2 separate regions of the Homo sapiens genome follow, and region 2 is linked to region 1. A link is an interaction called in ENCODE POLR2A ChIA-PET data of the cell type or tissue named here. Cell type or tissue: PC-9. All regions are shown on one strand. Each heading gives the region's core, and the rest is flanking DNA. Links, peaks and the distances in the headings are about the cores only.

What was found. Peaks named below come from ENCODE experiments on the same cell type or tissue, not always from the same donor. Only the 100,000 strongest peaks of a DNase experiment are listed, where the experiment ranks them.
Region 2: POLR2A ChIA-PET joins it to region 1 with 6 read pairs; 3 of 35 experiments call an interaction of 5 or more read pairs at or near these places.

Annotation. Positions count from the first base shown.
Region 1 is chr6:3,198,579-3,215,068 of GRCh38, reverse strand. No RefSeq gene overlaps it. Among named protein-coding and RNA genes, the nearest start is that of LINC02525, 11 kb to the right of the region's middle. RefSeq lists enhancers at 5,490-5,579, 5,580-5,874, 4,822-6,021. In PC-9, for the core only: no CTCF peak of the experiment used is centred there; DNase peaks (open chromatin) are centred at 5,738 and 8,968; H3K4me3 peaks cover 293 bases; H3K27ac peaks cover 4,001 bases.
Region 2 is chr6:3,358,856-3,375,345 of GRCh38, reverse strand. The region is part of intron 3 of SLC22A23 (solute carrier family 22 member 23); the gene reads left to right. Among named protein-coding and RNA genes, the nearest start is that of SLC22A23, 90 kb to the left of the region's middle. RefSeq lists a silencer at 4,497-4,791 and enhancers at 4,497-4,791, 4,327-4,847, 10,081-10,581, 10,582-11,082. In PC-9, for the core only: no CTCF peak of the experiment used is centred there; a DNase peak (open chromatin) is centred at 11,805; H3K4me3 peaks cover 285 bases; H3K27ac peaks cover 1,203 bases.

The DNA of each region.
Region 1 (16,490 bases), core at 5,104-13,103:
CAAGCTTGCTTTAAACAGTTATCATTTTAAAGATTAAAAACTAAGAAAAACACGTTCATCCACACATTTAAATTCCAGGTCTCCTCATTTGTTTGGGAGGATCCACATTTCCTTCCCCCTACAGAACCGAACTTCCTTTAACATCTCTTGATGTGCAAGTCAGCTGGCAATAAGTCTCTCAGCTTTTGTTGGGCTTTAAAGGCCTTTATTTTTGGGCAGATAGCTTGAGCTCAGGAGTTCAAGACAGCCTAGGCAACACGGCGAAACTCTGTCTCTACTAAAAATACAAAAATTATCTGGGCAGCCGGGCATGGTGGCTCAACACCTGTAATCCCAGCACTTTGGGAGGCCGAGGTGGGTGGATCACTTGAGGTCAGGAGTTTGAGACCAGCCTGGCCAACATGGTGAAACCCCATCTCTACTAAAAATACAGAAATTAGCCGGGCGTGGTGGTGGACACCCATAATCCCAGCTACTCAGGAGGCTGAGGTGGGAGAATCGCTTGAGCCTGAGAGGTGGAGGTTGCAGTGAGCCGAGATCGTGCCACTGAACTCCAGCCTGGGTGACAGAGTGAGACCCTGTCTCAAAAAAAAAAAAAATTATCTGGCCGTGGTGATGGTTCCTATAATCCCAGCTACTCAGGTGGCTGAGGCAGGAGAATCACTTGAACCCGGGAGGCAGAGGCTGCGGTGAGTCGAGATTGTGCCATTGCGCTCTAGCCTAGGTGACAGAGTAAAACCCTGTCTCAAAAAAAAAAAAAAAAAAAGCCTTTATTTTGCCTCATTTTTGAAAGATATTTTCACTGGATATAGATTTTTAGGTTGGCAACTTGTTCTCTGTCAGATATTCATAAAATAACATTGTCTCCTGACTTGTGCTGTATGAGATGAGCAGTCACTAGTCATTATTAATTTTGTTTGCCTTTATGTAATATTTTATTTTTCTGTCTGGCTGCTTTGAATGTTATCTTGTTCTCACTATTTTCCGGCAGTCTTAATATGATGTACATTGGTGTAATTTCCTCTGCATTTATTCTACTTGGGGATCACGGAGCTTCTTGAATCTCTGAGTTTTCAAGTTTATAAAATTTTCTACCATAAATTTTAAAAATATTTTTGTGGGTTCCCAACTTATTCTGAGATTTCAATTACATGTATTATGTATGTATTTTTTATTGTGTCTCACAGTTTGCTGTCAATCTGTTCATTTTTTGGTCAGTCTTTTTCCTCTCTGTGCTTCAAAGGTTCTCCTTCAAGTTCACAGACCTTTTCTGCAATGTCTAATCTGCTGTTAATCTTATATGGGTATTTTACATCCAGACATATTTTTAATCTTTAGAAGTTCTATTTAGGTCTTGAAAATGTTCCATTTCTTGCCTCTTCATGTTTTCCTCTGCCTTCTTGAATGTATGGAGCACCTTTATACCAGCTCCTTTATAGTCCTGATTTCATCATCTGTGTCATCTCTAGGTATATTTCTATTGAATTTTTTTTTCCTGGTTATGGGCCATATTTTCCAGTTGTTTTGCAACTTTCATTTGGATACCAGATGTTGTGAATTTTATGTTGGTGAGTGCTGGGTTGTGTTGTAGTCCTTTAAGCATTGTTGGATATTGTTCTGGCACTCAATTACATTACGTGGAATCAGTTGGGTCCTTTTGAAATTTGCTTTTAAGCTTTGCTAGAACAGGTCCAAAGTAGATTTTGTTCTAGGCATAATTTACGCCATTTATTTATTTTATTTATTTATTTATTTATTTAGAGATGGAGTCTTATTCTGTTGCCCAGGCTGGAGTACAGCGGCACGATATCGGCTCACTACAACCTCTGCCTCCCAGGTTCAAGTGATTCTCCTGCCTCAGTCTCCTGAGTAGCTGGGATTACAGGCATGCGCCACCTTGCCCTGCTAATTTTTGTATTTTTAGTAGAGACAGGGTTTCACCATGTTGGTCAGGCTGGTCTCGAACTCTTGACCTCGTGATCCACCCACCTCGGCCTCCCAAAGTGCTGGGATTACGGGCGTGAGCCACCGCACCTGGCCATTTACGCCCCTTATTAAGGAAATGCCCCATACATGATGAGGTGTTTCCATTCTGGCCTGTGTGAGCAGTGGGAATTGTTTGGTCTACTGCTTTCCAGCTGCTCTTCCCCTATTCTCACAGTTTCTTATCTTGCCTCTGCATATCAGTTGTCAGCTGAAGACCCAAGAGGACCTCTCTGCTGACCTCCAAGCTCTCTCTGTGAAGTTTCTTCCACTTCTGTATTCTGCTCTGTGTTTCTAGCTAACTCGAGTTCTCAGAATTCTAACTTGGACTTTGAATTCTGATTTCTGTATTTTCAACTCAATGAGACCACCAAACTCTGTCTGGGTTTCTCCCTCCCTGCACTGCAGCATGGAAAATACCTCCAGATAGTAAACTGGGGAAATTATATGGCTACCTCATTTGTTTCCCTTTTCTCTGGAGTCACTGTCATTCATTGCCTGATGTCCAATGTCTGCTGTCTTCCACCTATCCCGAAATTGGGTCATTTCTAAAGTCTCCTGAGTCTCATAGTTCCTACTGTCATGTTTCTATCTCATCATCCTTTTGCTTCAACAAATATCTGCTGAGTACCTACTATGTGCCTGACACAGTGCTAAGGATACGAATGTGGATAAACACGCTCCAGCCTCCAGGGGTTCCAAGCCAGCGGGGGAGAGAGACAGAAGCTCAGGTAAGCACAGGCAGCCTGCGCACGCACTGTGCACAGAAAACTCACTCATGTTGGCTGGAAATCAGGGTCACTTTCATACAGGAAGCAACATGGACATCCCCTAAACTAGCAAGTCTAATGGAATTCACATATTAATAAGAATCCGGGTTCTTGTAGGTGGATGGACTCAAACCATGGTTCTTGAAACAGCCAAGATGTGTTATTACTGAAAATGCAGCTGGATAATGAGGGCTGTCTCCTTCATGGAGCTCATGCTTCTCTCTGTCATCATTAGCCTGGCCTCCTTTCTTGTTTGTTTGTTTTCCTCTTCCCCTAGCAATGTTGACAGGTCTCTCTCTGGGAGGAAGACAGTATGGCTGTTGCCTGGTGTTGATCCCTAGCTCTTCCTCCCACAGGAGACACCAGATTAGAGCTTTCCATTCCTCTGCTGAAAGAGGAGGCTGCCAGGAGCCTTTCTGCATTCTTGACCTGTGACGTCCAGCCCCAGTCTTTGGCCATCCCATCCCCTGGGCAGGCTCGCAGGCTGGCACACAGACTGGCATCTCACACAATCATGCCCCTTTGTTTGGATTTTCTCATAAAAAGCCAAGCGGTTGATGTGTGTGCTGGCAGGAAAGAGGGCAGGCTGCCATCCGCCTGGCTTCACCCACAGCCGTCTCTGGGGGCAGACCCCCTTTAGAGGCCACCAGTGCTTCTGTCCTGCTTCTAGTCATCAGAACAGTTTTTGTTTTTTAAGTGTTGAACCCTGTATTCAATTATTCCAGGGTTCAGCTGGAAATTTTAAAAAGCCATAGAAGATGCAGTTATCTTTGGAACTTGCAGTCTTTCCTCAGTCCCTGCTGCTACAGCTTCCTCCAGGACCACAGGCTCCAAAGTGACCCCGAGACCAGGAGGTGGGAGAAAGAGGGGTGTGACCTAAAGAAGGCCTTCCCCTAGGGCAGTCCCACTAATGACCACGCAGAGGAGGATCCTGTTAAGGAGAAGCACAGCCTGAGGGTGGTGACTGAGGGAGCAGGAGGAGGAGGATGGAGAGTCCAGGAGAGAAGGGATGAGCAGGTTCCCAGCAGCCTCTCAGCCCTGCCCTCTGAGTGCCCTCTCATCACTACGCCAGCTTCCTTGGCTCATGCCTAGGCCCTGAGGAAACTCACTGCAGGGTCAGCCCTACTTCTGGCCTCTAGGGGTTCACTGACACCTCCATTCTTCATCCAAGTAAGGATGTAAGACAGTCCCATAAGATGAGGTTAGAGGCCGGGCCCAGTGGCTCACACTGAAATCCCAGCACTTTGGGAGGCTGAGGCGGGCAGATCACTTGAGGTCAGAAGTTCAAGACCAGTCTGGCCAACATGGCAAAACCCCATCTCTACCAAAAAATACAAAAATTAGCCGGGCCTGGTGGAGCACGCCTGTAGTTCCAACTACTCGGGAGGCTGAGGCACGAGAATCACTTGAACCTGGGAGAGGGAGGTTGCAGTGAGCTGAGATTGCATAGTACTACTGCACTTCAGCCTGGGTGAAAAAGTGAGACCCTGTTTAAAAAAAAAATTAATAAATTTAAAGAAGTAAGGTTAGAACAGCCCTGGAAGAATTGAGAGATTCTAAATCCTGGAAGCAAAGGACTTCCAAGCCACAGGATTCTTATCCTAGCTCAGCCTCCTACAGACTGGCACAGCTGGTCCTGTCACAGGCTTCCCCTCCTGCTTCCTCTTCCCTTCCTCAGCACTGTCTGGGTTGGGTGCAAGCAGGGGGTCTCAGTCGTGAGACCACAGCGGACCTGGGGTGAAGGCGCTTCTGGGCATGGGCCTCCTCCTTTCTCTCATTCCTGGACATAGCCCAAGGATGGACCTCGGCCTTCGGGTCCTGTATTGCTCCCTCAGTTATCTCTGGGCCACCGGTGATGGAGACACTTCCTCATGTAGACATTCAGCATTGTCTTTGGGGTGTTCCATCACCTTCAGTAGATCCTGGGGGTCTCTGTGGCCCTGGTCTGGGGCTCCTCACTGGCCTCATCCCGCTTCTCCTGATCCTGCTCAGGTTTCCTCGGGCAGAGCTGCTTGCCTGTGACAGTTCCAGCCTTCACTGAACTCCTCTGTCTGCCCCAGCAGCAGGGGCTACAGCCTGAGCCTGATTATGCTGGAGGTTATAGGGACTCAGTGGGCCACATCAGCTCCTGGGAACACATGCACCCCCAGCAGCACAGCCCTAACCTCATTAACTTATCTTAGAACCACTCATAAGTCTCTAGTTCCTCTGAGTGGTTTCTTTAGCTTATAGCTCATGCTCCCAGCAATAAACAAAAAGAGCTCGTTTGCTAAAGGTTCTGTGTGATTCTTGGAGCATCAAGCAGCTCTGCCCCCGGGGCCCAAATGATAAGCAGGCGTCACTCCACTCACATGCCCTGTGACTTGGCAAGCTCCTTAACCTCTCTGGGCTTTAGTTTCTTTATCTGTGAAATAGAAATTTCATCTGTGAAATAGTAACGATCATTATGATTCATAAGGTTAAATCCAAAAGAGTACCTAGAACAGTGCCTGGTGTATAGCAGTTCTTGACATTGTTGGTTATCATCGTTGTCATTGCTGAAGCCATTCAAGGCAGTGCAGAAGAATTCTCACCTCTTAGACAGAGTGCCCCGTAAAGCAAGCACCCTTGGGAGCCGTGGCTGGTGCCCAGGTCAGAGAGCAGGAAAGTGGGAATTCCATGTGGTAACTGAGTGAGGGGGAGTCATGAGTCACACTCTGGGGACTCTCCAAAGTACTAGGTTGAATCATATGAAATTGCTGGGGCTTTTGGAGAAAACCATAGGTTTCTATTAGTGTGGCCCCACTTGCAGTCTCAAGCAGAGGAGACTGGGAAAATACGGATTTCTCAGGTCTCCCACTCTTCCTACTTCTTCCGGGTTCTCCTGATGATTCATCTGCAGGGCGGAGCTTCTGAGTCTACACCCGGCTCCTCTAACCCTCAAGTGCCTACTCATCACCTGGGGATCTAGTTAAATGCAGATTCTGGCTTAGTTGGTCTAGGGCGGGGCCAGAGATTCTACATTTCCACCAAGTTCCCAGCTGATGCCGCTGCTGCCTGATCGTGCTGCGAGGAGCAGAGCTCTAGCATGTCGTCAGCAGGCCTTTGACTCATCCTAGCTCCAGAGATCCCAGAAGTCGCCCTTTCCCTTGCAGCCCCGGTAAATTAAAAACAGAATGAAACAAAGCTGCAGCAGGGCAGCAGCATCTGTGTCAAATTCCCCCACCCCACCTGTCTGGAGAGTTTCATAGGTGACACTTTTCGCTGCAGGCCCATTAAGCCTATTAAAAGGGATCTTTTTCCCTTTCCTTTCTTCACTGACCATTTGTTCAACAGATATTTACTGAGCACCCACCATTGACAGATACTACACTAAGAAGAGAGATTCCAATCTATGCTTTGTACTGCAGCCAGGGTGATTATCAGAATTGAAAACCTGATCCTGTTATTTCACTTCTTAAACTCTCATTTCCCTGAAGTATAAAGTGCAAGTGTCCTAATACAATGCTGAATACCCTCTGAAAGCAGACTTCTACCCTGATTGACAGTCACCCTACCTCTAGCCCTACCCAGTACCTGAAAGCTTCCCCTGCTCCCTGCTGACCAGCCCCCAAGCTTGGGCTCCTGCTCTCTCTCTCTCTCTCTCTCTCTCTCTACCTCACTCTTCCGAGCCTGCCCTTGCCACCTCATCCATCACTCATCCTTTTCAAGATAAAGCTCCCCACCACGCCGTTCAGGGAGTCTTCTCGGAACCGAGGTGGATTTCCTAAGCCCCCTTGGTTCTGACAACTTTACATAGAAATTCTGTCAGTTCCTTTCTCCACAAAACTTTAAGTTTCTCAGACATAGAGAAATGTCTCAGTCATTTCCCCATCAGCCAGTTTTGGCGGAGCTGCATTTCGGTCTAAGCGCTATGCTGCCTGGTAGGAATTCCTTCTTGCCTGCAAGTTTTCCCGTCTCAGAGGTTCATGGCCCCGACCTGCTTCCAGTCATTAGTGTTGGCTCCCAAGCAGCTGGCAAAGGGCTGGGTCACAGATTGCTGAGGGATGGAAAAGGATCCAGGGCAAATGTGCGTCATCCGTGGTATGCAATGTTTTACAGCTCAGCTATGGAGACAGAATCAGTAACAGCCCATCAGGAAAGGGTGAGGAGAATACCAAGGAAGCAAGAGAAGGACAGGAGGAAGGGTCACTGATGTCTCCCGAGAACCACGGTACCCTTAGAAATGCAGTGTGCTGGGGAACCTTAGATACACTCCCACCCTGAAATTCTCTCAACTGTGGATATAATGAGATGAAAAGGGAATCCAAACTCTTTGCAGCTTCTAAAACGAGTCCCATCTTGCTTCGCCTAATGTTTGGAAGGGCTAATCTTCCCTAATTTGGCAGCTGTTGCAACCATTTCACTTTCGTGTCACTGAATTGCTAAAAATCTTTCTTTTCTTTGACACAGAGTCTTGCTCTGTCGCCCAGGCTGGAGTGCAGTGTTGTGATCTCAGCTCACTGCAACCTCCACCTCCCGGGTTCAAGTGATTCTCCTGCCTCAGCCTCCCAAGTAGCTAGTAGCATGTGCCACCACGCCCAGCTAAATTTTGCATTTTTAGTAGAGATGGGATTTCACCACATTGGCCAGGCTGGTCTTGAACTCCTGACCCCAGGTGATCCACCCATCTTGGCCTCCCAAAGTGCTAGGATTACAGGCATGAGCCACTGTGCCCAGCCAAACCTTCTTTCTTTTATGAGAGAAGAGTTTGAGAAAATATTTGACTTTTTTGTTCTTCTCTTGAAATCCCAACCTCTGTTACAAATCACACACATACACACACACACACACACACACGCACCCAAGCACACACACAGCAACACTAAACAAAGACATTTTTCTTTTTTTAATTTTATTTAAGAGTAAGGGTCTCACTCTGTCATCCAGGCTGGAGTGCCGTGGTGCCATCACAGTTCACTGCAGCCTCAATCTCCTGGGCTCAAGTGATCCTCCTCCTGTCTCAGCCTCCCAAGTAGCTGGGACTACAGGTATGCACCACCACACCTAGCTAATTTAAAAAAAAAATTGTAGAGACAGGGTCTCCCTATGTTTCCCAGGCTGGTCTTGAATTCCTGGGCTCAAGCAATCCTCCCACCTTGCCCTCCCAGTGTTGGGATTACAGGTGTGAGCCACCATGCCTGGCTCCTAAGACATTTCTCTAGGTTATAAAATGGAACCAGCAAAATTGTAACATAATGAAGACTTGAAGTCATCGACTTTGAAGTGCAAACATATAAACTTCCATGAAACCATCTCTCCAGGGTCATGATCAAGAAGAAATATGTGCAGTGTGTTCTGGTGTCGAGAGGGGCAGGGAAGGGAGACTATTAAACCTACTTTTGATGTTTTGGTATTGCATTGCTTTTGTAATTCAAATGCCTGAAAGGAAGAATGATCTTTTAATCCCACTGGCAACAGTGGAGAGACGTGTGTCCTTCAGCATCTCCAGGCATATTTGACATCTGCCTCATCCACTGGCCTGTCATCTCTTTGGCTCCTGAGCTCTTTGCCTTGTTCCCCCGACCCTTGGCCCCCATTACAAACACGTTGGCAGTCACTCTATCTGGGTAAAGCCAATGGCACATTAGAAGGCAGTTCTGATTTTGAAGAGGGTGCTAACATGGCATTAGAGTATTTTAGTCCATTCAGGCTGCTATAACAAAATACCCTAGGCTGAGTGACTTATAAACAACAGAAATTCACTTCTTATGGTTCTGGAGGCTGGAAGTCTGAGATCAGGGTGCCAGCATGGTCGGGTCCTGGTGAGGGCGCTCTTCTAGGTTGCAGATGGCCACCTTCTCCTTGTGTCCTCACATGGTAGAAAGACCCGGAAAAGAGAGTTCCCAGGTTTCTGTTTTATAAAGACACTAATCCCATTTATGAGGGTTCCACCCCCATGATCTAATCACCTTCCAAAGACCCTATCTCCTAAGACTATCACTTTGGAGGTTAGGATTTAAACATATGTATTTCGGGGGGATACAACATTCAGTCTATAACATAGAGTGATGGCTTGCAAAGGAAAATCTGGTGATGATGGGAAGGACAGACAAGAAGGGCCAGGAACTGAAATCAGGGAGACTAACTGGTTCAATCAGTTTTCTAGGTCATGTGTGAATCATCGTGGTGGCTGCGCTGGGCTAGCACATTCAGCATATGCTTCATTAACACAACACATTTTCTTAAGACTCCCACGGTGGCCAACTTAAGGAAAAAAGTGAAACCCAATAGTCTGAAGCTCATAGTGTGCATAGCAGACATGACGCAATGTGGAGTGAAAGCTGCCTAAGGAAAGAATTGAACACAATGTTGTAATCCCCATAGGGCCTAAACACTGGCAGTATGGGAAGACTGGCTGGTGCTTCTCTCCTTCCTCTATATGTCACCAAGCAAGAACCTCTGGACTAGCCTCTAAGTTAGGGGACAGGGCAGGAATGGATTTGTGGACTCCCAAATCTGATTAAAATAAGAGCCAGAGGCGGGTCATGGTGGCTCACGCCTGTAATCCCAGCACTTTGGGAGGCCAAGGCAGGTGGATCACCTGAGGTCAGGAGTTCGAGACCACCCTGGCCAACATGGTGAAACCCCTTCCCTACTAAAAACACAAAAATTAGCTGGGCTTGGTAGCAGGTGCCTGTAATCCCAGCTATTTGGAAGGCTGAGGCAGGAGAATTGCTTGAACCCAGGAGGCAGAGGTTGCAGCAAGCCAAAATCCCACCATTGCACTCTAACTGGGCAACAAGAGCAAGGCTCCATCAAAAAAAAAGGCCGGGCACGGTGGCTCATGCCTGTAATCCCAGCACTTTGGGCTACTAAAAATACAAAATTAGCCAGGCATGGTGGCACATGCCTGTAATCCCAGCTACTCAGGAGGCTGAGGCAGGAGAATCACTTGAACCTGGGAGGCGGAGGTTGTGGTGAGCCAAGATCGCAACACTACACTCCAGCCTGGGGAACAAGAGCAACACTCCATCTCAGAAAAGAAAAAAAAAAAAAAAGAAAGAAAGAAAAGAAATAAGAGCCAGAGTCAAGGTCAAGCCATTGTCAGGCAGACCATGGAGAAGACAGTGCAGCCTGTAGTCCAGACGTTATCCAGAGACTCCAGGGCCTAGGAACTACGACTGCATCTTTGGTAATCTCTGGGTCCCTGGAGGGCTTGCCAGCCTCGACTCCAGCCTTGGAAGTTATGTTAGCACCGCCAGCCACGGTGGCAAGTCTGGAGTTGCTGAGGTGTCAGCTAGGCTCTTCAAATTTGATCTAGACCCTATTTGGAGGGTGGGTGTGCCTGAAGATGTATATTTTACTCCCTTTTCTCCTCACGCTCACTTTAAAATCTACCCACATATTTACCATTTCCAGTGATCTTTGCTATTTTGTGTAGATCTGAGTTTTACTCTGGTTTCATTTTTCTTTAGCCTGAAGAAGTTCCTTTAACATTTATTGTAGTAAGATCTGCTGGCGATAAATTAAGTCATGATTATCTTCAAACGTCTATTTCACCTTCCTTTTTGAAGACCATTGTGACTGGATTGAGACTTTTAGGTGGGCTTGATTTCAGCATTTCTAGATGTTGATTCATTGCCCCCTTGTTTGCCGGGTCTGTGGTAAGAATTCAGCAGACATTCATAGCCTGATTTTACCACTAGTTTTCATCAATATGGCTATGAGTATGTTGCCTTGATGTAGTTTGTTGCTGTTGTTTTCTGTCTATCCTGCTAGGCTTTGTTGAGATTTTTGGACCTATGAATTGATATTTATCATCAAAACTGGAAAAAATTTTAGCCACAGTTTTTTCATACATTTTCTGCCTCTCTCTCTTGGGATTCTAATTATATGTATGGTTGAGATTGTCTCATAGAGAACTGAAAGTATGTTCATTTTTAAAAGTCTCTTTCCTCTTTCTGTCTTTCAATTTGATCATTTATATTTTCATGTCTTTAACTTCACTTTTCTCCAGTGTCCAGTACTCTGTTAGGACCATCTAGCAAAATTTTCATTTCAGATATTGTGTTTTCAGCTCTAGAATTTTTTTTTTTTTTTTTTTTTTTTTTTTAAGATGGAGTCTCACTCACTCTGTTGCCCAGGCTGGAGTACAGTAGCATAATCTCGGCTCACTGCAACCTTCACCTCCTGAGTTCAAGTGATTCTTCTGCCTCAGCCTCCTGAGTAGCTGGGATTACAGGCGTGTGCCACCACGCCTGGCTAATTTTTGTATTTTTAGTAGAGATGGGGTTTCCCCATGTTGGCCAGGCTGGTCTTGAACTCCTGACCTCAAGTGATCCACCAGCCTGGGCCTCCCAAAGTGCTATAATTACAGGTGTGAGCCACTGCGCCCGGTCTCAGCTCTAGAATTTTCATCTTTTTTATTTTTAGTTGAGATATAATTAACATACCATAATATTGATTATTTTTATGTCTACCATTTATCTCCTCATTGTGTTCAAGTTTTACTTTGAATTCTTTAGTATATTTATGTTAGCTGTTTAAAAATTTTTGTCTGATAATTACATTTTTCCCCCATCATTTCTGGTTGTTTTTCTACTGACTTGATTTTTCTCCTGATTATGGGTCAGATTTTCCTACTTTTTGGCATGTCTAGCATCTTTGGATTGAATGGTGGACGTTTTGAATGTTTCATTGTTGAACATCTGAATGTTGTTGTCTTCTTTTAACGAGCATTGAACTTGGTTCTTGCAGGCAGTTAATTTACTGCACGCATAGTTTTATCAGTATGATCCTTCTGTGGCTCATTTTTAAGCTCTGCTAGAGTGGATCTACCGTCATCTCTATGCTAGCACTACTTTACTTACATTCTTGAGGGCTGATCTCTCTGTGGTTTCTAATGAATGTCCTGGGTGTTCATTAAGATAGCCCCACGTAACTGCCAGAGCTCAAATGTCTGCAGCATTGTGCAAGCTACAACTACCCAGGAGCTGCTCTTTCCCTCGTAGTTGTTCTTTGCACAGCTTGTAGAATCTCACCTGGACATCACAACCTAGCATTCAGCCAAAATCTTCAAGGGTACTATGCATATTTATGGAGCTATTTATTTGCATATCTCTAAAAACTCAACCCCCTCAGCCTTCAAACACCTGTTTCTGTCTCCTCAGCTCAACAAGACTGCTGTGCTCCACTTGGATTCCTTTTCTCTGTACATGGCTTAGAAAGTTCCTCAGGCAGAATGGTGGAGTGATTGCAGGCTCACCTCATTGTTTCCCTTCTTCAGAGATTACAGTCATTATGTTTCTATTTTCCGAAGACCAAAACCAGTTGTTTCATGTATTTTGTCCAGTTCTCTAGTCATTTATAGTCGATCTGGTTTCTCCTTCTCCTCCTTTTTTGAGACAGGGTCTTGCTCTGTCACCCAGGCTGGAGTGCAGTGGTGCAATCACAGTTCACTGCAGTCTCAACCTCCCAGGCTCAAGCAATTCTCCCACATCAGACTCCCAAGTAGCTGGAACTATAGGCATGCATTAGCATGCCTAATTTTTGTATTTTTTGTAGAGACAGGGTTTCAGTATGTTGCCCAGGCTGAGCTCAACCAATCCATGCACCTCAGCCTCTCAAAGTACCAGGATTACAGGTGTGAGCCGCACCCAGCCTGTATCAGTTACTCCTATACACCCTTCTTAATAAGGCCTTTTTTGGGGTTATTGTAAAAATAAATAGCACACTGGTTCTGGAAAAGGTTTTCCTTGCTTTTGAAAAATCAGTGGGGCCAGGCGCAGTGGCTCACGCCTGTAATCCAACACTTTGGGAGGCTGAGGTGGGTGGATCACCTAGGTCAGGAGTTTAAGACCAGCCTAACCAACATGGTGAAACCCCATCTCTACTAATACAAAAATTAGCAGGCATGGTGGTGCGTGCCTGTAATCCCAGTTACTCGGGAGGCCCAGGCAGGAGAATCGCTTGAACCCAGGAGGCGGAGGTTGCAGTGAGCCGAGATCACACCATTGCACTCCAGCCTGAGCAACAAGAGCAAAACTCCATCTCGAAAAGAACAAAAAAGACCCAGCACTTTGGGAGGCCGAGGCGGGCGGATCACGAGGTCAGGAGATCGAGACCATCCTGGCTAACACGGTGAAACCCCGTCTCTATTAAAAATACAAAAAATTAGCCGGGCGTGGTGGCGGGCGCCCGTAGTCCCAGCTACTCGGGAGGCTGAGGCAGGAGAATGGCGTGAACCTGGGAGGCGGAGCTTGCAGTGAGCAGAGATCGCGCCACTGCACTCCAGCCTGGGCGACAGACCCAGACTCCGTCTCAAAAAAAAAAAAAAAGAAAGAAAGAAAAATCACTTTTTTGGACAAATAGGACAAAAAGAAATAGTGCCTTTTCTGCCTTTGGAAACTTACGATGCCAGGAACTGTTGCTGCAGTTTTTTCTCTCTGTCATTTCTGTGTGTCCATTTGGTACCATGTGGGGTAGGGGGGGTGCTGCTGTCTAAGAGAGCAAGTCCATATGCTGAGAATGGCAGAGTAAACAGATACAAAACAACTGGGTCCGGGGGAGCATCAGTGAGATGGTGTGGTAACCAGCCCTGAAGCTGCATGAAGTCTACACCAGCGATTCTCAAACTGTTTGGTCTCAGGACCCCTTTACACTCTTAAAATTACTGAGGACCCCAAGAAGCTTTTGTTTATATGGGTTATATCTATCAGTATTTATTATGTTATTAATTGAAACCAAGAGAAATTTTAAATATATATTTATTAATCCATTAAAAATAAACCAATTTAATAATAAATATATTTTTGTGAAAAAATTGTATCTTTCTAAAACAAGAAATAACTTAGCGACAAGTGGCATTGTTTGACATTTTTGCAAATCTCATTAATGTCTGGCTTAATACAACACAGCTGGATTCTCATGTCTGCTCTTGTTTATTTTTATTTTTTCCTTTGTCAAGATGGGGACAAGGCTGGTTTCAAACTCCTGGCTTCAAACGCCCACTTCAGCCTTCCAAAGCACTGGAATCACAGATCTGAGCCACAGGGCCCAGCCTCATGTCTGTTCTTGTATTCGATCTGTTTTGGTATGTTGGTTTGGTTGAAGTATATTAAAAAAAAAAAATCTAATTTCACCCAGATATGTCGTAGCAAAATGAGCAGTATTTTTATGTCTTTCCAGGTCATTGTAGATATTCTTTGTTGATACTACACTAAGAATGTAACAAGTGGTAGCTCCTTAAAGGTCATTTGCAATGTGGAGTCTGAAATTATCTCCAAAAATGATTTATACACTATGGCAGAGATCAGCAATTTTTTTTCTGGAAAGGGCCAGATAGTAAATATTTTCCACTTTGTGGGCCATACAGTCTCTATCACAACTGCTGGACTCTGCTGGTGTGGCACAAAAGCAGCCACAGACAATGCATGAACAAATGAGTGTAGCTGTGTGCCAATAAAACTTTATTCACAACACATTTGGTAATAAAGTTTTTTGTAAATAAACACTGACTTCTGCTCTGTTACATTAAAGTTCATCTGCAACTTGCACATGGAATGGATGATTTTGACCATGTAGTGCCTTGAAAGGGTTTCAGGGACTTCCAGGCATCACTAGACCATGTTTTGACAACTACCACCATAATGTTTTTGTTGTATGAGATCACAAGTCCCTTATTATTAAAGTCACTTTCAGTTGGGTTTTCTGTTACTTACAGCCAAACACATCATAGCTGATAAACTAGGAGTACCTTCACAAGCCAGAAATCTGCATACTGGTTTCTATCTTGGATCCTGGGAAATGGTAAACCCAACCACATTGACACCCACCAATTTGATGTGCCAGCGGTAGAGTAGAAATAGCAAGACACATGTTTAGGCTCAAAGGTACCAGGGCAGCCTCATGGAGCCTCACTGGGTTCCAGGACATTGTGGGAGAGATTTGAAGAGTTTTCCCTATTTTCACTTGGAAGAGCACAGAGGTAGCTGAGAGAAGGCCAGGAGAACCAAAGATACCTCATTATCTAGACAATGGGAGAAAGCAGGGTATGTCAGCATGGAATTTATTATGGAAGACTCTAGGGGAATGTGGGCATCTCATCAGGGGCCAGCACGGATTGATGGCAGTGAAGAAGGAATGCAACCTCCCTCCCCTGCCATTACTCTGGCATCACACACACCTTCCCTAACTTCACGTCAACCTCAGATAGACAGAGAAGTTGACTAAGGGTCTCCTGGATTGATAAAGATTAACCAACATTGACTAAGTTGAAGTTGTTGCTGCCAAACAGAAGAAGCCTCTTGAGTTAGAAATTAAGGTCAATTTTAGGAAAGCTTTAAAATTTTTTATACACCTGTATTTATGTACTAAACATTCATATTGTCCAACAATAGATGTCATCAAATTAAAAAATTTTGCCAACTTGATGAAAAATGATATCTTATCCTTTAATTTATATTTCTTAATTATCAGTGAGGATGAGCATCATTTATATTATCGAGGGCATTTATTTTTAAATCCACCATAGTGATTTTGAACCCAGTGTGATTAATTTTTGTAGTTTAGGATATAGTACTATTGAATCTGCAGACCCACCTATGTGTGCAGACACGGTGCTGCCACTTCCACCTGCAAAGTGAGTAGTTTACAGATTGGCAAGCACTGAATAGGCCACCCAGGAGACATATTCCTTAATTCCAGTTGACCTTCTTCCCTTCCTGTATGGTAACACAGTCTATCAGGGAAGTTACACTCCGTTTTCATATGCGCATCGGCCTGCCCAAGCCTCCTGCTCACGTGGTTGGCTGGTTCCTGGAAACAAAGCCAAGGCACTAGGTGCAGTGGCATCCTAGTGTCACTTCCAGCATTTCTCTTCTACTTCCCAAGGTGAGATAAAATCAACACATACTTCTTTGAATCTAGACACCATGTGAACAGAAGCAATAATTCTTAATGTTGTGCTATTTCTTTTATTTATTAAGACAGCCTCAGTTTGCTGGCCAGCAGAGGTAATACCCACTTATAAATTCCTTTCATTAAAAACCAAAATGGACACAGGGTAAAGAAAGCTACATCAAACCCCACCACTCTAACACAACTGTTAGTTTCATTTTTTATATCAACACCTAGTCCTCACTCAACTACATAGATATTTTACATACTTACAATGCTGTATCATTAACTAAGGATCTCCCCCCGAGCATTGAACATCAGTCTGCTATATTTAGTCTACAAACATTATAATTTATAAAAATAACAATATTTTGGTACCAGTACCATGCTGTTTTGGTTACTGTAGCCTTGTAGTATAGTTTGAAGTCAGGTAGCATGATACCTCCAGCTTTGTTCTTTTGGCTTAGGACTGACTTGGCGATGCGGGCTCTTTTTTTGGTGTTGGAACAGAACAGAGCCCTCAGAAATAATGCCGCATATCTACAACTATCTGATCTTTGACAAACCTGAGAAAAATAAGCAATGGGGAAAGGATTCCCTATTTAATAAATGGTGCTGGGAAAACTGGCTAGCCATATGTAGAAAGCTGAAACTGGATCCCTTCCTTACACCTTCTACAAAAATTAATTCAAGATGGATTAAAGAATTAAACGTTAGACCTAAAACCATAAAAACCCTAGAAGAAAACCTAGGTATTACCATTCAGGACATACGCATGGGCAAGGACTTCATGTCTAAAACACCAAAAGCAATGGCAACAAAAGCCGAAATTGACAAATGGGATCTAATTAAACTAAAGAGCTTCTGCACAGCAAAAGG
Region 2 (16,490 bases), core at 3,968-11,967, 160 kb before region 1:
TCATGAGAATTCATCAGACTCTACAGAGTTTATAAGCAATAATTTGACAGGAGGTGGTTTGCTTTGAATCTGGGAGTACTGAAAATGTTAAATGATGAATAGAGGTGGATAAACCAACTATCAACTGGTTCATTTTTTTCATAGGCTTGTTTGTCATTTTTTTCTGCTGATTTTTTTCTTCCTGTAGCTTGTTGTCATTTGAAGTCTCACTTCTTATCGCTATTGAGATGACTGTTTTCCTTTGTGCATAATTTTGTGTGAAATAAAGAATGTTTGGATTTTCTTCCAAGACATCCTTACTCCCATCATCAGCACCGTTGTTCATTCAGTTTTCTGCGTTTACTCTTCAAAGACCCCTGCCACTGTTAATGAGCTACCAGAGTCCATCAGTTTCCTCTTTAGAAATGGTTCTTAAAAACCACAGCCACCACCCAAATTCTAACCTGAGTCTATTAGAATCCTAAAAGGATAAAGTGGGAAAGAATGTCAGAGATGGTTCTCTGAGGTCTTACTTGGACAGATCTAGCACTGAAACTGCCTCCAGTTTTGGGTTTGGCCTGTCCCCAGGGCTGGCTGTGCTGGGTGACATTGTGCTGAGATTCCAGCAGCAACTTGTCAGCTCCTTGCTCTGCTTCAGGGCTTCGGCCCAGCTAAGCCATCCCTCTCTTCTGCCCCCAGATTCATCTTCCCAAATCCTCACTTTCATTATGGTCACTTTCTTTCTCACTGGCTACCAATTACTTTCACACTTTTTTTACTTAAGGGTCATCATAGTTTCAGCCCGCCCAGTTTCTCCAAAGCACACCCTTTATTCCAGCCAACCTTCCTTTGGCTCCTCAACTTGTCGCCCTCATTGCTGGCTCCAGCACTTTGCTCATGTTGTTACTGTCAGGTAGATTGCTAGTTTTCCTTTCTGACTCTCCAGGATTTACCTTCAGGATCCATCCTCCATGTGTTTCCTTCTGCCTGTCATCACAGGCCTCCCAGTCCCCAGTGGTTATTCTCATCCACCCAGCTGGCGTCCGACCGCTCACCATGTGCATGGTGCCAGGGAGGGAACCCAAAGATATACCAGGCTTGAGCCTGGACATATAGCTGAGAGCCCAGCATAGGCATTCTGACTTGCACACAAATCATTCTGCTGCTGGAGAGGATGTCATAAATGATATTTAACAAAAGAAAAAGATGTAGGTAAAGTTGGGCCTGTGTTTATGCTAGTGCAGACCTCTCTCTATGTCCAGAGAGAGGTAGTATGATATAATGGTTAAGTAGTGAGGTTTTGAAATCAGAGGATGTGTTGCTGATAACTAGCCTTGTGACCTTGGGCAGATACTTAACCTTTTTGTGCTCAGCTTCCTCATCTGTAAAGATGGAGATAACAAAAGTACCTGCCTCCCAAGGTTGCCGTGAGGATTGCTGGAGTTAACGTCAAAGTGCTTAGGACAGTGCCTGGCACGTAGTGGGCACCAGATGAGTGTCCACTGTTCACTGTTACTGCCATCATCATCATCTCCATTGCTGCCTCCTTTACTGGACCGTAAGTTTCTGAAGGGCAGCGATCACAGTGTCACTGTCCCCTGAGTGTGTAATTGGTGCCTGGTCAACACTGAATGGAACAATAGGTGACCTGCTGTTGCTGCTGCTTCCTCCTCTTCTTCCTCCTCCTCCTCTTCCTTTTCTTCTTCCTTTCTTCTTCTTCTTTCTTTTTTTTCTTCTTCTTCTCTTTTTCTTCCCAGCTTCTTCTTTTGATTTAGGGTGGGTATAGTCAGAGCCCTCCACCTCTCCCCCAGGCCTTCCTATGCCTCACAAAGCACTGCTCCAGAAGAACAGTATTCTAAAATGAATTGGCTGAGGATGGCTGTGTCAGGGGTCCCCAAGACCACCCCCAGGTTGGCTGAATAACTGGGAACCACAGCACTCAGCATATAGTTGTACATGTGGCTATGATTTATTACAGCAAAAGGACACAGAGCAAAATCAGCAAAGGGGAAAAGCAGATGGGGCAAAGTCCAGAGGAAACCAGACACAAGCTTCTAAGAGTCTTCTCCCAGCGGAGTCACACAGGATGTGCTGACTTCCCCCACATGGGATTGTGACAACACATGTCCAGGGTTGTCTACCAGGGAATCGCACTAGAGACTTAGTGCCCGGGGGGTTTTGTGGGACTGGTCACACAGGCACAGGCTGCCTGGTGCATGCCAACATCCCAGACTCCCAGAAGGAAAGCACTTGCTTGGCACAATCCACATTGTTTGTGAGACATCTTAGGGAAGATCAGTTAGGGGACAGTGTTAACCCTTCGGAATCCAACTTCCCAGATGCCAGCCAAGAACCAGCCTCGCAGGCAGGCCTTCCTAAGCAGAGCAGCCTCAGAACTCATGGGTTAATTCTTTCCTGCATGATAACATAGGCTGAAGGCACGGACTGGGCAAGCTTTTGGCTAATTGGAGTTTTACGGAAGAATCCTGACTCTCACTTAGTGTATTTTAAGTATTTCATAAATGTTTGGCGATGAAATATAATGAAGAGAAAGAGATTTGAGATCGACATTGTGAAATAAAAACAAGTCAGAATTTGGAAGAGAATGTTGGCCTAGATTGTCCTAGGACTTGCGCACCCTGAGGCTCCATATCTAACGCCCCGGCTGTGCTCCAGCTCCCTGGGATGCTCATGGTCTCACCTGCTGCTCCCAGCTGAGCTGGGAGGCTGCAGTCCATGCTGAGGGCCCTGTGCATGAGACATGGGGGGAAGCCACGGTTTCCTCAGGCCACGCCACCAGTACACGACAGAGCTCCAGGCTGGTGTCTGGCCCCTGAACTCCACAGCCCACATGTGTTCCTTCCACACAAGACAGTAAAGCTCAAGTGTAAGAAAGATCTCCCTGGACTTCTCCTCATGCCCTGCTCTGTCCACCTTACGTGCTGTCAGCAGCCACGCCCATCCCCCCTTCCCAGCACAGCCAGCAGGAGGAGCCTGCAGGCTTAGACCTTCGTGCATCTTGCCACTTTTATTCCACATTTTCAAATCCCTGTTACCTGTTACTGCATTCATACCCTACTTTGAAACACTAGATGGACAAGATTTACTGGCCCGATGGTGTTTACCCTGCTTCAGACTTCCTTGCCCTTCCCTTGCATATTCAGAGTCCCAAGTGGTCCAGCCTCATCACAGGAGTCTGTGCCCTCGAGGCAGAGCTCAGATCCTGGACTAGGTTGCCCAGGTTCATGGCCTCAGCACGGATGCTTCTAGCTGTTTAAGCATGGGCTAGGAACTGTTCCTCAGTTTCCTCATCTGTAAATTAGGGATGATGAGAGTACATACCTCCTGGGATGGTCGTGGGATTAAAGAAGATACCATATTGTATTGATTCTAAGATGCATCCTCCAAAACACACATACTCTTGAGCATTTGTGAATCAGGATCTTACAATCGATGCTGTGTCAGAGGTTAACTCGCAGCTTTTTCTTTCTTGGTGGTACATTCAATAATGGTGCATCTTAAAATCGATGGCATCTTAGGTTAGATAATATACTGTAAAAAGTAGGTAGCACTTAACACAGTGCCTGGCAGGAAATAAATGTTCAGGAGGGTTAGTTGTTACTGCTTTATCAATGTGGTTATCATCATCAAGGAAGGAGATTAGCTAACATTCATTTGGTGTTTTCTGTGTTTCAGTATCTAATTCTTAGAACCCACAAGACAAAGATTTTTATCCCCATTTTACAAATGAGAAAACTGAGGTTCAGGAAGTTCAGGCAATTCCCCTCCACCCATAGAGCTGGTAAGGGGCAGGCCTGAGGGTCCATCCAGGAGTCTAAGCCCCCGCCTACTGGCCAAAGCCAGCTGCCTGTTTTCATAGCCGCCTGCAAGCTATGAATGGTTTTTACATTTTTAAACAGTTGAGAAAAAAAATCAAAAGCTCAATGTTTTGTGACACATGAAAATTTAGGAAATTTCCATTTCAATGTCCACAAATAAAGTTTTATTAGATCACAGCCCTGGCAACCCTTCACTTATATTTTCTATGGTGACTTTTGTTCTCTAGCAGCAGATGCCATGTGGCCTGCAGCACCTAAAATATTTGCCATTTGGCTTTCTTTCTGGAAAAGTTTGCAGATTTCTAGCCTAGCCCTTGGCACTCTGACTTGTGCCCATTTGAGGAAAGCAACGTCTTATTTATCTTATCTTCCACACTTGGTAGGCACTCAATAATTATTTGCTAAAATGACTTTCCATAATCACTCTAAGTCTGAAAAGTAAATCTCAAGTCATGAAAGTTACCATGGCACCAGATAAACATCAAAATAACATCCTCGTCAGCTCGAGGAGAGGAAAGTGAGGTGCAGAGGCTCTCCAAGACTCTTTTTCAAGTAAGTTCATTTTCGTGTTGTGGTATCTCTTGGAGATTAAGTAAAATAAAGTGATTCTAAAGAACAAGGCCACGTTGCTGGGAGCAGCTGAGTGGTAAATAAATCTCAGGTAGGAGCTGTTTTCAGGAAATTGAACACTTAATAGTCCCTGCTGCAGGTCTGCAGAGAAGTGAGTCGTGATGTCCTGGCTTTGAAAGTCCTATTGGTTTTAAGAGATCAATCAAGTTATTGAAGCCAAACCACAATTGACGTTTTCTCTGCATTAAATGTTTGCAAGGGAAGCAGGTGTAGGCACACTGAAGGTCATCGTGAGGACTTGCTCAACTTGGAGTTTGAGCTGGCCTTGGGCACACAGACCTGAGTCAGGTGAGAGGCACTGAGGGGAGCCAGGAGCTCCCACCACTGCATGCTGAAGGGGCTGGGCATGAGCTGCCCCGCAGGCCACCTGGCCACCGCCTCAAGGGCTGTGTGTGTATCTGTGGTTGCAAGGTTGCAGCACACCTGGAGGCTTCGTCTCCAGTGCGAGTGAGCCTTGCTTTCGACACCTGTGCAGAGAAAGCTTCGTACAAAGTGAGAGCCAGGCATGGGCCACCTGCCGTTGGAAGGCACATGCACCCCCACTGCCCCGGTGAGCCTCGCAATTCCTCAAAGACCCACAGTCAAGGCTCTCTGAAGCTTGTTTTAAGCATTTTAGTTGTACTGTTAAATAATTTCCCTTTCAGTCATTTCCCACAGAAGCATAATTCTTAAAAGGGTTTTTGCCTTCCTACGTATGGCTAACCTCTTTTTGTTTTTTGAAAGAAAATCCAAGGAAAAAATAAATTTAGGGAAAAAAAATTCCCAACCAGGAATTTTTTAATGGAAATGTATATTCCAAAAAGTGAAATTCAGCAAAGTCTATTGTAGCCGATTTTCTTATAGTCATCCTGATAAAATTGGATCTATTTTCTTATAATTTGCCGCTTCCTCCAAAAAGAGAAGGGTGATGCTCAACAAATCTTAATTGTGGTTACAGCATACTGAGTTTTTGTTTATTATTTTTTCTCTTGAATGTGGAGATATACCTAAATGTAAGGGAAATTTTCACAAGAAAAAATAGTCGTGCTTGAGATTCATTGAAAACCATTTCTAAAACTGAAGCCATGTTTACATGTGCGTGTGCACACACATTCTAAGCATGAAGCATTTCAACAGTTTTTGGGTTAAAATGCTTGTATGGACTAGTCCAGGGTCCCTATAAATAAGAACCTAAACATTTGTTTATTCCATTACTTTTTTTTTTTTTGAGATGGAGTCTCACTCTGTCACCCAGGCTGGCATGCAGTGGCACAATCTTGGCTCACTGCAACCTCCACCTCCCAGATTGAAGCCATTCTCCTGCCTCAGCCTCCTAAGTAGCTGGGATTACAGGTGCACGCCACCACGCCCGGCTAATTTTTGTATTTTTAGTAGAGATGGGGTTTCACCATGTTGGCCAGGCTGGTCTCGAACTCTTCAGTTCAGGTGATCCACCCGCCTTGGCCTCCCGAAGTGCTGGGATTACAGGTGTGAGCCACCGTGCCCGGCCTATTCCATTACTTCTAATCAGTTATCCATGGACTTTTAGAAAACATTTGTGGATGTGGATACTACTACCTTGAAGGGTTGGAGAAAAATTATAAGGAGGTGATGGTGACCTTTAGAGTGACCTTTAGAATGCTCAGGCTGTAGTCCTTTTTGTGCCACCATTTTTTTTAACCCTTTAGATTTAACTGGGCGAGCAGGGGACAAGAATTCACATGGTTTTTACCAGTTCCCTTCTGCCCAGGAATGTCACCACATCTTTAGACGAAATGCTAGAAGAAGACTAGAGGAATTATCAGCTGGGCTAAATTATTCATGAGAATATTAAGAAGGGAAAAAGTATTTTCATAAAAAAAAAAAAAGTAAACCTCACACAATAGTGACAGTCAGAATTAGGTTAAAAATAGAGCCATCTCTGGGAAAGACCATTGAATTTTAATTAGCTCATCACTCTGAGCAATTCTGGTGTGTCAGCGGGTTCTTCCTTGCCATATAGTCATTTTTATAGGTTTAAGTAAAAATAGGAACTGGTGCACAGCCTAAACAAGCTGCATAACGAACCCACCTTCCTGGCAACTCACATCTTGGAAAGAGGACGCCGCTGCCTGGCCTGATTGGACTTCCTCTCCTGTTTGGCATCTCTACTAATCTTGGCTGTCTTTCCTCACTCATACTGTTCTTGCCCACCCCCATCCCTTTCACAGCTAATGATTCCCCATTCTATTGGATTTGTGTGTGTGTGTGCATAACTTATTGCATTGGAGGATTTGTTTTAATTTCCCTGAAATCTTACAAATTAAATTGCCCATCCTTAACTTTTTCAGTTTTTCATCACTCTGACCCACTTTATGTTGAAATGTGGCCAATTTGACAGAAGCGAAAGCCCCTTCTAAGGCAGTACTTCTGAATCTTATGAATATTTTTGGGTCAGAGACCCCCTTCCAGAATTTGATGGCAGCTACGGGTCCTTCCCCTGGAAAAGCGCATATCTCTTACACACACATGCACACATGCATAGAGTTTCACATAAAGTTACAGAGGCCTCCCGTATCCCTGAACACATTCATGGATCCCAGGTTGAAAATTACATGGCCAAGGAGCAGCTCGGGTTGAGCATGGGGTGCAAGGGCCTCGCGGGGAAGCCTGGCCTACATCCTTGCCAGCACTGGGACCATGTGGAAGAGCAGGGTGTGAGGGGCTGGAGAGGGGAACGTATCCCCAAGATGCAGATGCCATCAAGCCCTTTGTCATGTAGGACCAAGGATTCAAATAAACCTTCTGTTTCCAGAAAGCAGCATTTGTCCAAAAGGGTGGGAAGTGAGTGGTTGTGACTTCCCAGCCCAAGGCCACCCTCCTTTGCTCTCTGCCTTCAGTCACCTTGACCTTGCTCAAGTCCAGTGATGGGTGCTGGGTCTCTCGGTCCGCTGGTGAAGACGCAGAGAGATGGACATTTCTGAATGAGGCTGAGACAGCAGAGAGGACTCAGTGTTCAGGAAAATGAGACTTGACCCAGTGAGAAAAGCACAGAGTCCAGTGTCGGGGTTTTTCCCTGTACTAAGCAGAAGGAAATGTTATTACTGATTTGAGTCCCAGTTGGGGTCACTGGGTGCATTGATGGAGGCTGGTTCCTCTTTTATTTCATGTGACTAGTCTTTAAGTGCTAACAAATAGTTAGGAGTTCTTCCACATAGAAGCCACTGGAAAACCTCACCTAGAATTCACTGTAAGCCCTTCTACCACCACTATGAGCTGTGTGACTTTGGGCAACCTAACTTACGTCCCTCAGGCTCCTCATCTGTGATGGGAACATGAGTGTTTTCCTCTCCGGACTGTAAAGTCATAGAGTAGCTGCCTGGCCCCTGCTATGCACTCTCTGAGACCCAGATGCATCTCAGTCACGACCAGGCTGCCAAGGAATGAGATACAGGTACTGCAGAAGCCTGTTCCTAAGGCAATGGGAGAACAACCCTGTAGGTGCCGTCACAGCCAGCTTGCTAACGCCCAAGATGATGGCATATTGGAATAGACATTTCCCATTACACAGTTAATCACAAGCAAAAAGACAGAGATGTTTTCAATGATGGCCAAAGAATAGGCTTTGAATACCCAACTAACTGAACCAGACTGACCCTTTATCCTGCCTCAAAAATTTGATTTCTGGACTGTTTTGGAAATGTACTTTGACCTTCTCTGGGCCATGAGACTGATGCTCTTGCCACTAATGCAGTTATAACCTCAGGGAAGCAGAAAGCTCCAGGGAAAAGAGCATTTCGCATTTCCTTTAAAATACACACACACTTCCCTCTAAAGGTTTGCTAGCAGATGTTTAGTGGAGACAGAAGGCATCTCGTCAGGAGTTGGTGGGGTGCTTGCAATGATTGATTGCCATGTTTGCATATAAGTAAGTTCTTGTTCATCTGCTCACTGCCTAAGACCTGGTGTTAATCCCCCCTGTCCTTCCTTCTGGAGGAAAATGATTTCTGCCAGGGGAGTTGAGTAACACTGACAAATATCAACTAAGTTTTCATTTTGAGTGGAGGATGGGGTAGGAGACAGAGGTCACTTGCTTGAACTAGGTCTTACCCACCATTGCTAGGATCCTGCCTGTCCAAGGTTCATGGTGGCTTCTGCTGGGGATGAGGTCGGGAGGTGAATTATTAAGCTCTGTGCTTTAAGTCGCTCTCTGAGGCTGATATTTTGGACTGATGTTTAGCTTATGAGAGTGGTCTGTGAAGTTTTGTGAACTTCAGCAATTACATAGATCGCATAGAAGTATTGTCCACATGAGATAGCTTGAATAGCAATAACTCAGGAAAAGTTAGTTTGCATATACTACTGGTAGTAATAATACTAATAAAGGAAGAAGTGATTTGTTGAGTCAGGAACTGTGCTAGGGACTGAGCTTGTATTAACCCATCTCCCCACAACACAGCGAGTTAAATAATTAACACCATTTAACAGAGGAGAATACCATGGCTCACAAGGTGGACCAAGACTACACAGCCCTAACGTAGTGACATCATACCTCATACCCTTCTCTTTCTTTCTTTCTTTCTTTTTTTTTTTTTTTTTTTTTTTTTGAGACAGAGTCTTGCTCTGTCACCCAGGCTGGAGTGCAGTGGTGTGATCTCGGCTCACTGCAACTTCCACCTCCCGGGTTCAAGCAATTCTCCTGCCTCAGCCTTCCTAGTAGCTGGGACTACAGGTGCATGCCACCATGCCCAGCTAAATTTTTTTTGTATTTTTAGTAGAGACAGGGTTTCACCATGTTAGCCAGGGTGGTCTCGATCTCCTGACCTTGTAATCCACCTGCCTTGGCCTCCCAAAGTGCTGGGATTACAGGCGTGAGCCACCGCGCCCAGCCATACCCTTCTCTTTCTGATGCTGACACCCATGGACCTTCCACTGTGTCTTCTGCTGGTGCATGATGACATGCACACTCCGATGCAGCATCATCACTGTGGCAAATTAAAGGAGCCAGAGAGAAATTAAGTGAAGAACAGACAAGAAACTAACAAGTCTTTGGTTAGCAAAGTATGTCGGCCAGAAGATAAAGTTTTCTGCTTTCCTTTTTCCTTCTGCTGCTGCTGTTTCCAGTAGACTTAAGGTTAAGGATGCATGCATTAAGGGCATGATGACTGTTTTTTAAATGTTTTAAAATTTTTAGGAGAAAAGACTGAACATATGGTTCAGCCCTTGTCTATAGGAACAACAGAAAAAAATATTTTTTAGTAGGATTCTCCTGGAAAATCCAAGAGGATCATTTCCAGAGTTATAGGTCTAATTTGCTTTCTTTAGTGTTAGCTCTTTGCCAGAAACACTATGAAATAGAGACTGTGCTACGCAAGGGCATCAGGTCCGCCCACTGCTCCATCTCCAGCACCTAAATGGTAGCACTCACTCACTCAGGCTCAGCCAGACCAAGTGCCTGCCTGAACCGCATCTACAAGCCAGTATTTTAGGAAATTCTGTTCTGTGTCAAAGCAGCTTCACTGTAGTCTACTCCTGTGTTTCCCCAAATTAAACAAAGAACAGAGGTCATGTCCGTCTGGAGCTAGGGCGGTTTATTTTGTTTGTTTGTTTGTTTTTTCGAGACAGGATCTCGCTCTGTCACCCAGGCTGGAGTGCAGTGGCGTGATCTTGGCTCACTGCAACCTCCACCTCCCGGGTTCAAGTGATTCTCCTGTCTCAGCCTCCCTGGTAGCTGGGACTACAGGTGCGTGCCACCATGCCCAGCTAAATTTTTTTGTATTTTTAGTAGAGACGGGGTTTCACCATGTTGACCAGATTGATCTCCAACTCCTGACCTCAGGTAATCTGCCTGCCTTGGCCTCCCAAAGTGTTGGGATTACAGGCGTGAGCCACTGCGCCCAGCCATAGGGCAGTTTATTGGTTAATAAACTATACAGCAGACACCTGTGCCTCATTCCCTCGGCCCTTTAATGTCCCCTTGGCTCCCTGGGGCTCAGATCATTCCAGGGACCTCTGCACTTTTTTGCCGTCCCCCTACCCCCTCTCCACCACACCGCCAGAGTGAGCTTTCCAAACCCAAACCTATGCCTCACTCTTCAGCTTCATGTCCACTCAGCTGCTCTGACTGTCCCCAGGCCAGATTCCAAGTCTTAACCTGCACGTCCCGGATGGTGGACAACAGTAGCTCATCTCCTGCCACTCTCCATGCTGCGCTTCTCCTGTCAGGTGCCTCCTGCTCCTGTGTGGCTGCCTCAGCTGGGAGCGAACTGCTCCCTCCAGCTGTGCCCTGCACGCGTGAGACCTCTCGCTGACCCTGGAAACACAGCAATAGGATCACTTCCCAATGCCCTCCCTCACCTCTGTGTTGAATTTAGATGCCTCCTGTGTGACCTCATCACATGGTGTGAGCAGGGCATCTGGGCCAGGTGTGACCTCATCACATGGTGTGACCTCACTTTTTTTTAAAGAAGGGAATGAATTTTTTTTTAAGGAGGGAACAAATATAAAAAATCTTTGTCCTAGAGTCAGAAAACCAAGGTTCAGGTCCTACAGTTGAGACCTTCTTAGCTCTGTAACTTTGAGTAATTTACTGTAGAGAGCTGATGTTGGTTCCTTGAAGTGTAACATGGGAATTGTGCCTATTACATCTTACCTAGTTGCCGTGAAAATCGAATGCACTCACCTGCATGGAGAGGTTTTAGAAGCCATGAAACCCCGTACAAGTGTTTGGTGGCACCATAAGGACAGTTAGTGTTCATTTCCAAGCAATACAATATTGCATATTTGTGTGCAGATAATGAGCTTTCTATTACCTTTGACTCATCCCAAAGAGGTTCGTGAAAGTGCCCCAGGAGAGAGGGAAGGCAAAAGCTCTATTGGGTGAGATGCACAAATGTCAGACCATGCCAGAGCCTTCTGTTGTGTGGGCCCATGGGCCAGGTCAGATAAAGTCAGTACCGTTTGGGGCCCACCCAACTACACCCGAATGTCCTTCATGCCTTTGCCATGCCCAGAGGAAACTCATGCCTGTGAGGGTCAGCCAGTCCCTGGCTCTGCCCCATGTCCTGTCTCCTTTTGGAATGTAGAGCTAGTGCCCAAGAGAGGACCAGGATGGGGGCAGGGGCACTGGAGTAACCATGTAGTAGATGGCTGAGCAGAGGCCAAGGAGGCAGCTCCCACCACCACCCCAGAAAAATACCCCTTTTTCTCTCCAGAACGTGGCAGCGGTTGAAGCCAGGAAGGACCAGGCTGGAACGCTGTGCTTTTCCCTTTTTGGGGTGGCATTGTCCTCTGGAGAATTGCAAGCAGGCACCTTAGTGCTGAAGGTGCCACATCCTAGTTTGGGCGTGACTGCCAGGTGCCCACACTGGGCCCAGGGCCAGCCGCAGGCAGCAGCCTGTCACATCAAGGTGAGCAGCAGGCCATGGGCGGGGACAAAACCATGACTCATATTCCTGCTCATTCTTTTCCATCCCCTCCCCTTCTCCCTCACAGCCTCTCCTCAGCCTGTGTCCTGGGGTGTCACAGTCCCCCGAGGAGGAAGCCTGGGCCCTGTCTTAGGTCCTGTTCTGGCGGTGGCCTGGCCCCTGGGACAGAGCCCTACAGACAATTGCTGACCATTCAATCCTGCTGTGACACATGTGCTGTGCTGCCGGAGCTCACCCATTGCTGCTGCGCCTGGTGAGGATGGGCCAGCCAGGGCTGCAGGAAAAGAAAACTGACTTTGGTAGAGGGGAGACCCAACTGCTTTTGTATTTTGTGTTAATTTAAAATGGCAAAGATATAAGTCACAAAAAACATGCCCCTGCCTGAGTGTGCTATGCCTCATGTCCCAGCTGAGCGGAGAGCCCATTTCTGATGCTCATCAGAAGTTGCAGGCAGTGGGCTGCGGGATGTCCCACCGAGTGCTGAGCAGGTCAAGTGGGAATGCAGATCAAAACTCTCTTCCTTGGGCTCTGAGCAGTCCAGAGTTTAAAGGTTGTTAATTGGCCAAGCCTATTTAATATTTCATTCACGCGCACATGGAAACAAAGAGGTGGTCATGGCAAAAGCTGGCACAGGACATTCCCCTGTCCCACCACCCCATTCCCCTTGCCCTCAAAATCTTTATTCGATGGTCCTTAATGTCTGCATTTCATTCATGCTTCCTCTCCTGGGTCCTGGAGGTCTACCTGCTTCTGGGACCTGCAGCCTTTCTCCATGGAGAGAGCTGGGCTCTGGTTCTCCCATCCTCACTCTGTGTAGTGGAGAGACGGAGAGGCCAGATTTGTAGATGGCATCTTGGGGGTTCTGCCTGGCCCCAGAGTTCCATTCCTTTGTTACCTTGCTAAGGAGATGGGATGGGGGGCTTTGCTGTGCTCATTAATCTCAATCCCATGGAGCCCAGGGCCATGAAGAGATCTCAGAAAGGTCATGGCCTTTGCCTGGTTAACAACTGTTTGGTTCAGGAAACAGTATCCTTGGTGGGTGTTTCAATCCCTGATGAAAATGCATGCTAATTTTTATTTTTTATTTTTTATTTTATTTTTTTTTTTTGTGAGACGGAATCTCGCTCTGTCGCCCAGCCTGGAGTGCAGTGGTGTGATCTCGGCTCACTGCAACTTCTGCCTCCCGGATTCAAGCGATTCTCCAGCCTCAGCTCCCGAGTAGCTGGGACTACAGGCGCATGCTACCACGCCCAGCTAATTTTTTGTATTTTAGTAGAGACGGGGTTTCACCATGTTGCCCAGGCTGGTCTCGAACTCCTGAGCTCAGGCAATCCACCCACCTCGGCCTCTCAAAGTCCTAGGATTACAGGCGTGAGCCACCACACCTGGCCGCTAATTTTTTTAAAGTTTGCTTAAAAAAAAAATTTATTTTTCCCTAGAGGACCTCACAGAGCCTTTAATTTGCTGACAAGCACATGAATCTGAAGGGAAGGTGTATAGAATGATCTGATAGGTTTCCTCCATGTTTCTACAGTCCTTGTGTGCACTCTGGCATGACCATCAGCATGTGGCAGTGTGGTGTTGGATTTGGAGTATTTTCCATGCCTGATTGTAAATCCCTCGGGGTAGGGACCATGTCTTCATCTCCCTAGGTCGTAGCGTGAGAACCGGCACGTGTTTCCCGCTTGACAGGTGTCCCAGCCGTGGAGGCCTTTGCGATCTGTTGAGATGGCCTCATGTTTCTTCTTGCCCCCACAATGTGATTCAGCAAAAAGACAACTGGGTAACAGACGCATGGAGCAGTATTTCTTGGATCCCATGGGGCTTGCTGTGTTGAGACTGGGCTTTCGAGTCTGAATTCAACTGAGAGTGAGGTGTTGCTGATGCAGAGAGACTCATGGGCCCAGCCCCTTGTCCTCTGTAAAGCTGGGAACAGAAGCTAAGTCTGGAGAGTCGAACCCCAGAGTTTTAGAGATAGAACTGATAGGCAGGTCGCCGTTCTCCTGGGACCCCAGTCTTTGTGGCCTTTCCCAGCAGCTGAACTTTGGACCCCTCTCTCTGTGACATCCTGCTCCTAACCTGGCCACATGATGCTGCTTGAGAATCCAGCCACAGCCTGAGCCAGGACAGCTCTCAAGAGAGGAGGACAGGCTGTGGGATGAACGGTCATGGCCACAGATGGAAGGGACCCAATTCCTTAAAAAAAAAAAAAAAAAGAATGATGTAGGAGTCTTTAAGCTTCTCTAAAGGGCAGGGCTTGGGGGTCCCTGTGTCCCTCTTATTGAAGCACGTTTCCCTCTCTTTTTTTTCAGTAGAAAGACAGTTGAGGGGGTGTGTTCTGTGTGACACTGCTGCAGGCTCCTTTGGGGGAGAAACCCTGATCTAAGTCACAGCTGGTTGGGGTCTTAAGTCCTTAAGCAGTTTAACTTGGGGTCAGGCATAAAATGGGGGGGGTGGGTAGAAATAGAAAATATACAAACAACAGGAATATAAAATGTGGGACACCTTCTGTGGCCTGGACATCCCTGCTGCCTCGAGCTCCCCGCAGCTGCTGATGTTCGCTAGCGCCTCTCGTCACCCCAGTACCACGCTCTGACCTTCTGTTCCTGCTGCACCTGTTCCCCACCCCAGCATCTTTGCCCGAGGGAAGGCTTCGTCCAATCCCGTTCCCGCCCTGGATGACCACGCCAGCTGTGGGCCTGCCTGGCCGAACGCAGGTCTCCATCAGAGGGGCCCGTCTGCATGGGGGTGCCTGCACACCTGTCGTGTCGACATCACTGAGGACCCCTTGGGGGCTCAGGCCAGCTTGAGGGCCTCTTTGTCTCCTAAATAACTGGGACAGTATCTGGGGCTTAGATGAGCAGTCAGCATAGCAATAAGTGACCGGAAATACAGAGATGTGTGGACTAAGACTGTTGAGGTTGACTCGGATGTGTGCAAAGGCCCCAAAGTGACCTCCCTCCACGGTTGAGCCGTTGCCTGAAACCCGACTATGAGAATGCAGTTCTGTATTTTAAGGCAGATGAGACAAATGCCCCCAAGAATGGCAATGCAGTGAGCTCTGTGACTCACCTCACCTCCTGGTGATTGAGCCTTTCTGATCCTCCTGAGTTTAAGGATCCTTGGGTGGATGGGTGGGCGGGGCACAGCTGAGGTCAGAGCTCTCAAAGGCCAATACTACGGACTTGCCTTTTTTGTTGTTGTTTTATTTGGAGGGGGGTGTTTGTTTTATCATGGTAAAATAAACATAGCATAAAAATTACCATTTTAACTACTTTTAATTGTACCATTCAGTGGCATTAAGTAATTCACATTTTTACACAGCCATCACCACCCTTCATCTCTAGAGGTCTTTTCATCTTCCCAAACAAACTCTGTCCCCAATAAACACTCCCCATTCCCATCCCTTAGTCCCGAGCAGCCACCCTTCTACTTTCTGTTTCTATGAATTTGCCTACCTAAGAACCTATTTAAGTGGATCATGCAATATTTGTCCTTTTGTGACTGGCTTACTTCACTTAGCATAATGTCTTCAGGATTCCCTCAGAACAAGGACCTCTAAGGACAAAAATAAGTGAAAATAAGAAAAAAAGAAAAAATGCTTCCTTTATACTATAGCATATGTTGGATATGGCCTCCCTTTTTAAGGCTGAGTTATATTTCATCCTCTGGATGGATCACATTTTCTTATCCATTCATCTGTTGATGGACACCTGCGTTGCTCCCACCTTTTGGCTGTTGTGAATATGCTGCCGTGAACATAGGTGTGCAAATATCATTTCAGGTCCTTGCTTTCACTTTTGGGGGGTTATACCCAAAAGTGGCATTGCTGAGTCAGATGGTAATCCTCTGTTTAATTCTATGAAGAACAGGGATATTGTTTTCTCCAGTTGGCTGCACCGTTGTACATTCCCACCAGGAATGTACTGGTGCACCAGGGTTCCAGTTTCCCCACATTCTTGTCAGCACTTGTTATTTCCTGTTTGTTTGACAGCAGCTACCATCCTGATGGATGTGAAGGGCTACCACATTGTCGCTGTGATGTACATTTCCCCGATGACAGTGACGTTGAGCATCTTTCCATGTGCTTCTTGGCCATCTGTATGTCCTCTTCAGTTTTTGTTTTGTTTTAAACTTGCACTCAGATGGATAGTTATATGTGTGACCTAAGGAGAACCACTCAGTGATGAAGAATAAACGTGGCAACACCAGCTAGCATAGCTTAGCAGCATCTGTTATCTGCCTGAGGGCGGTGAATTCCCAGTGAGATGCTCATTCTAGTACTGTCCTAGAATGAAATGAGTCTCAGCTGGCATGTTCCTCGCTCTCCTTCTCGGTGCCCATCTTTTTCTTAGTTGAAATGATCTGTGATTCTGGATGCAGCCCGTGTTGTTCTGGGACGTCTCTGTATTGCACTAAATTAATAAAGGAGCTTTCATTTTTGCAGTTATGTATTTTGAATTCCCTATTCTCTCTTCATCCTGAATGACTGAGACTTGATTAGACATCGGCACAGCGCACCTGACATGGCGCTGACATGGAAATGCAATGGGTGGCAGCTCGGGGTGCAGACCCCACCCAGGATGCTGTGCCCGAGGGGAGCCAGGGCTTCCCTTTGAAATGGCAAAGGTTCCCACCATCCCTCCAGCCCCCGATG